Linked DNA regions of Homo sapiens: region 1 is linked to region 2. A link is an interaction called in ENCODE POLR2A ChIA-PET data of the cell type or tissue named here. Cell type or tissue: GM12878. All regions are shown on one strand. Links, peaks and the distances in the headings refer to the core of each region. The heading gives the core; the rest is flanking DNA.

Region 1 (2,920 bases), core at 254-2,753, 480 kb before region 2:
AACCCTGAAAAACTGTTAAGTTTAAAATACAGAGACCAAGACTACCCTTTCTACTAAGCAGCTCAGAGAGTCCTCATTAACCCCAAGAACAGACATTCACAAGCAGCCCAAGAAAGTTGTTATAGCCAGCTCAAAATACAGAAGTGGCACACCAAGTGCTGTGGCACACACCTAGAATCCCAGCACTTTGTGAGCCCAAGGCAAGATCACTTGGAGCCAGGAGTTTGAAAGCAGCCTGGGCAACATAGCAACACCCTATCTCTACAAAACTAAAAAAAGAAAAAACTTTTAAAAATATACAGAACTAGCCGGGTGCGGTGGCTCACGCCTGTAATCTCAGCACTTTGGGAGGCCAAGGCTGGTGGATCACGAGGTCAGGAGATCGAGACCATCTTGGCTAACATGGTGAAACCCCATCTCTACTAAAAATACAAAAAATTAGCCGGGCATGGAGGTGGGCGCCTGTAGTCCCAGCTACTCAGGAGGCTGAAGCAGAGAATGGCGTGAACCCAGGAGGCGGAGCTTGCAGTGAGCCGAGATCACACCACTGTACTCCAGCCTGCTTAACCGAGCGAGACTCTGTCTAAAAAAAAAAAAAAATATATATATATATATATGTATGTATACACATATACACACACAGAACTGACATTCAATAAGAGATACAGTCTTGTGAGCCAGCTGCATAAAATATTAGCCAAACACTTAAAAGTAGTTAAGATACCCAGGGCAATATTTCCCAAACTAGTGGGCTTTGCTATATTATTCTGTGCCATAATAGGTAGGCCATGAAAATAGTAACCTGTGATCAAATAAACTAAACAAGACTGAGTTAAACAAAATTGAATAGCCTTCTTTATTAATGGATTTCTCAGAGCTTTTATATTCCAGCAGGCATTATGAATTCCAAGAGGAGGATACACTAACATTTCCCTCCAAAAAAGGTTTTCATTTTTTTCTCCTCACCACCTAAGAAATATTACAAGAAGGGTATTCTGTTTAACACTACTTTGGGGAATACTGCTCTTATGGGAGAGCAAAGGCTCAATAACAGAGTCCCTTACTAGGTGACTGGAAAGAAAAAATAAATCCAGCAAAGAATATAGTGAAGAAGATAAGACTGGAGAGTCCAGTATAACAGAAGCAAGAAAGAAAATAGTTTCCAAATAGCTAGAGACAATCAACAGGATCAAACTACTGGGAGGTCAAATACAGTAAGAATAAAAATATTCTTTGGTTTTGACTAGGAAGACTGCCATTTGTGACCTTCAAGAGAATAGTTTCAAAAAAGGGGAGGAAAGAAAGATGGCAGACATTTTAAGATTAGGATGGTTATGAAAAAATAGGTAGATGGAACATTTGTAGACCATCAATAATTTGACTTTAGCAATGAAAGTGAAAAAACAAATGGGTTGGTTGGGAGAAAGGAATATACAGATTTTTTTTCCTTTACTGAGAACAGGGGACACCCACATACTGTTGAAGGTAAAAAGTGAAACAAACTGAAAGAGACAGTTCAGTAGAGCTGGGCAAGGTGGTGCACACCTGCAGTCCCAGCTACTCAGAGGCTGAAGCAGGAGGATCACTTGAGCTCAGGATTTCAATGCTATAGTGCATCATGCCTGTGTAACAGCTACTGCACTCCAGCCTGGGCAACACAATGAGACCCTGTCTCTTTAAAAAAAAAAAAAAAAAAAGAGGCTGGGCATGGTGGCTCACACCTGTAATCCCAGCACTTTGGGAGGCTGAGGCGGGCGGATCACCTGAGGTTGGTAGTTCAAGACCAGCCTGACCAACATTGAGAAACCCCTTCTCTACTAAAAATACAAAATTAGCCAGGCGTGGTGGTGCATGCCTGTAATCCCAGCTACTCAGGAGGCTGAAGCAGGAGAATTGCTTGAACCCCGGGGGGGCGGAGGTTGCAGTGAGCTGAGATCACGCCATTGCACTCCTGCCTGGGCAACAAAAACAAAACTCCGTCTCAAAAAACAACAACAACAACAACAACGACAACAACAAAAAGTCCAATGGATGAAAGAATGGAATCAAGAGTATTAATTACAACAAGAGACTTTCCTTTGAGACCAGAGAGAAGAATGTGAATTGTAATGCTCAACCATGCCAAGTAGGAAGACCTTACTTTAATACTCCAAACTTTCATGGATTTCTACCTACTCTGCCCGAGAGTTTTTCAGTCTTTAGAGTTAAGCATGCAGCGCACATATAAATGTACTGATTCCTTGACCCTATCATAGCATGTCTATGTTATGGTGAAGAGGAGGGGGTTATAGGGAAGCACTTAGCTGAGGGCCTTAATCTTCATGAAATAAGAAAGCCAGGTAGAGGCTGTCAACAGGAAAGTTAGAAGCTCACAGACAGTTTAATTCATAATGACTTACCCTTAAGTGATTTTGATATGCAAAGTAAAACTTGTAATTATAATGGGCATTTACACACAAAAATGTGAAGATTACCAAAGAAGTGTATAGAAAGGCATCTACTATCCTGCCCAGAAATTTTCATAACTCTACTATACCTACAGAAGTTGCTAAGTCATAAACTATTAATATAGTTACCAATGAGCTAATGAAAACAAGGATTATTTAGTAGCAAGTATGATTACAGTTCAATTTTAAACTTTTTATATTTAAAACTTTGTATAGTTTTCCATCTGCATAAAACACCAACCCTAATAGCAACTTAGCTATACAAAATTTCATTCTATTTTCTTTCAATGAAGACACTGACATGACATTCCACTGCTTAAAATTTATTTTCAGATTCTAATCTTTTGGCTGATTTCATTAACAATTCAAATTGAGTAGATAATGATGGATCAACTATGTCCAAGACACAAGTGTGTCTCACATATAGCTCGAGGGCCCATCTATCATAACATTTTGATCACAAAAAGGCAGTC
Region 2 (2,920 bases), core at 326-2,825:
CCCGCCTGTCCAACATGGTGAAACCCTGTCTGTACTAAAAATACAAAAATTAGTCGGGCATGGTGGCACACACCTGTAATCCCAGCTACTCAGGAGGCTGAAGCAGGAGAATAGCTTGAACCTGGGAGGCAGAGGTTGCAGTGAGCCAAGATCATGCCACTGCACTCCAGCCTGGGCAACAGAGCAAGATTCCATCTCAAAAAAATATAAAATTGTACACAAAATTGTGTGTATGTATGCATTTTATTTGGAGACAAGGGATATCACTCCCTCTCCCCAACACTGGCTAAAAAGTTACTGCAATCTGGCTGGGCGCAGTGGCTCACGCCTATAATCCCAACACTTTGGAAGGCCAAGGCGGGCGGATCACGAGGTCAGGAGATTGAGACCATCCTGGCTAACACGGTGAAACCCCGTCTCTACTAAAAATTCAAAAAGATTAGCTGGGCATGGTGGCGGGCACCTGTAGTCCCAGCTAATCGGGAGGCTGAGGCAGGAGAATGGCATGAACCCAGGAGGCGGAGCTTGCAGTGAGCCAAGATCACACCACTGCACTCCAGCCTGGGCGACAGAGCAAGACTCCATCTCACCAAAAAGAAAAAAAAAAAAAAAAGTTACTGCAATCTAATTAATGATGGTAATCTTTGGTTTATGACATGCAAGCACCTATATGATTATGATACACTTACATAAAGGAATACCAGCAAAGCCTCAGACACTTATTTTAAATTCACTGATTTTTTTTTTTTTTTAAAGCTAAGAAGACCTTTTAGGGAAAGAGAATTTGTAATGTTGGAAAACCCAGCAGTAATAGTATGTCTGAACGTCAGAAGGGCTAGAATCAACTTTTGAAAGTTGGCAATACCTAGTCTAGCAAACATAATGAAGACTAACTCACCCATTTGTTTATTGAGCTCCTTATCTTGATTCCTAATAGGCAATGACTAGAATTAAAGAAGGTGACTAATACTTGAAATGACATGGGACTGTTATTTTCAGATAATTTGGTCTTTCTGAAGCTGTAACAGTACCAATAAATTGTTTTGCTCCCTGGACAGGCTTGAGAAGGAGAAAGCAGAAATTGAACGCATGCGAAACCTGACTGAGGAAGAGAGGAGAGCTGAACTTCGGGCAAACGGCAAAGTCATTACCAACAAAGCTGTTAAGGGCAAATACAAGTTCTTACAGAAGTATTATCACCGGGGTGCCTTCTTCATGGTAAGAAGTGAAAAGAGAGTCAGAAAATTGGGCAGTAGGAATAACTCAGAAACTTTGAATTATTTTTCTCTTCAAGAATATTCTGGAATGTAATTTCCACTTGCCAGTGGTCAGCTTTCTCATTTGCTTTTTCCTTCTGAACAATATAAACTCAGAGAAAAGCATCAGCAATTGGATGACAGAAGTAGCATCAACTGTTCTCTCTTTTGGCCCCAACTCTCAAAAATAGGAAATGATGTAATAGACTTTTTTTTTTTTTTTAAGAGACAGAGTCTCGCTGTCACCCAGGCTGGGGTACGGTGGTGCGATTATAGTTCACTGCAACCTTGACGTCCTGCGCTTTACACCTGCTTCAGCCTCCAGAGTAGCTGGGACTACAGGCATGCAACAACCATGCCTGGCTTTTTTTTTTTTTTTGGTTATTTTTTTTTTAATTTTTCGTAAAGACCAGGTTTCACTATGTTGCCCAGGCTGGTGTTGACCTTCTGGCCTCAAGCAATCCTCCCACCTCAGCCTCCCAAAGTATTAGGAATACAGGCATGAGCCATCATCCCCAGCCTTAGATAAATTGAGGAAATGAAATAGAGAAGTGATCTGTACAGATAGTGGACTAATTAGGTCCTCCACATGACATAGTTGTCATTCTTTCATAGCTGAATGAGAAGTTTTGGTTATGTGAAAACCAAACTCTGCAAATAGCTTTACATTAATTCACTTTTGGGTGGCAGAAAGTTAGTTCACTTCATTCTGAACTGACAGTACCCAAGAGTAACTAACCAAAAAAAATGGTTTATTATCTAACCATTAGATGGAATGCCGTCATCTTTGTTTTTCATATAAAGACTAAGATCAAAATAGCAATCTGTTAACCCTGTATGGTTTATTTCCTAATGTTAAAGCAGTTTGCACCAAAAACTAGACTAGCTTTTTCAAGTGCCGTGTGGCAAATTCTAAATATCCCCACTGCAACTAAATTCCTGCCTTTCACTGCAGATGCTGTTAAAACTTCAGTGGCGGCTTCCCTGCCACCCTCCAAAATCAGTTTCAGGTCTATCTGATTAGCAGGAAGTGTTTACTTAGGTAGTTTTCCAGCAGATGTAGCTTACTATTCAGTGGAGATTATGAACTACTTCTTGTACTGCTTCGGTCATAAAGTTTGTTTGCTTAAGCAGTTCGCAGCTTTAATAATCAAGTTTCTTAGAGAAGCAGTTCATTGCTAGTTAAGATACATAAGAAAAGTGTATGTGAAAGTCCTTTGGTGGGCCAGGTACATTGGCTAATGCCTGTAATCTTAACATTTTGGGAGGCAAGGCCAGCAGATCAGTTGAGCCCAGGAGTTCAGCCCGGGCAACATGGCAAAACCCCATCTCTACAAAAAATACAAAAATTAGGCGTGGTGGTCCGTGCCTGTAGTGTCACCTATCAAGGGGCTGAGGTGGAAGGATTGCTTCAGCCCGAGAGGTTGAGGCTGCAGTCAGCCGTGATCGTGCCACTGCACTGCAGCCTGGGTGGCTGACCAAGACTTTGTCTCAAAATAAATTGTTTTTAAAAAGTCTTTCTTAAACAAGATAGTGCTATTTTTAATTCCTTCAGCATATGTGTTTATAAATATGTATCACAGCATTGTAATATTATCACTCAGGCTAGAGTGCAGTGGTGCAGTCATGGCTCACTGCTGCCTCATTCTCCTGGGCTCAAGCAG

The links. Peaks named below come from ENCODE experiments on the same cell type or tissue, not always from the same donor. Only the 100,000 strongest peaks of a DNase experiment are listed, where the experiment ranks them.
Region 1: POLR2A ChIA-PET joins it to region 2 with 10 read pairs; 7 of 35 experiments call an interaction of 5 or more read pairs at or near these places.

The regions. Positions count from the first base shown.
Region 1 is chr15:44,289,882-44,292,801 of GRCh38, reverse strand. All of the region lies in intron 1 of GOLM2 (golgi membrane protein 2), which reads right to left. Among named protein-coding and RNA genes, the nearest start is that of GOLM2, 2.6 kb to the right of the region's middle. In GM12878, for the core only: no CTCF peak of the experiment used is centred there; no DNase peak of the experiment used is centred there; H3K4me3 peaks cover 2,065 bases.
Region 2 is chr15:43,808,053-43,810,972 of GRCh38, reverse strand. It overlaps MFAP1 (microfibril associated protein 1), which reads left to right. Exons shown (of 9, transcript NM_005926.3): 7 at 1,059-1,218. Among named protein-coding and RNA genes, the nearest start is that of HYPK, 8.9 kb to the right of the region's middle. RefSeq lists enhancers at 1,317-1,376, 1,437-1,486. In GM12878, for the core only: no CTCF peak of the experiment used is centred there; DNase peaks (open chromatin) are centred at 1,608 and 1,833; H3K4me3 peaks cover 403 bases; H3K27ac peaks cover 2,110 bases.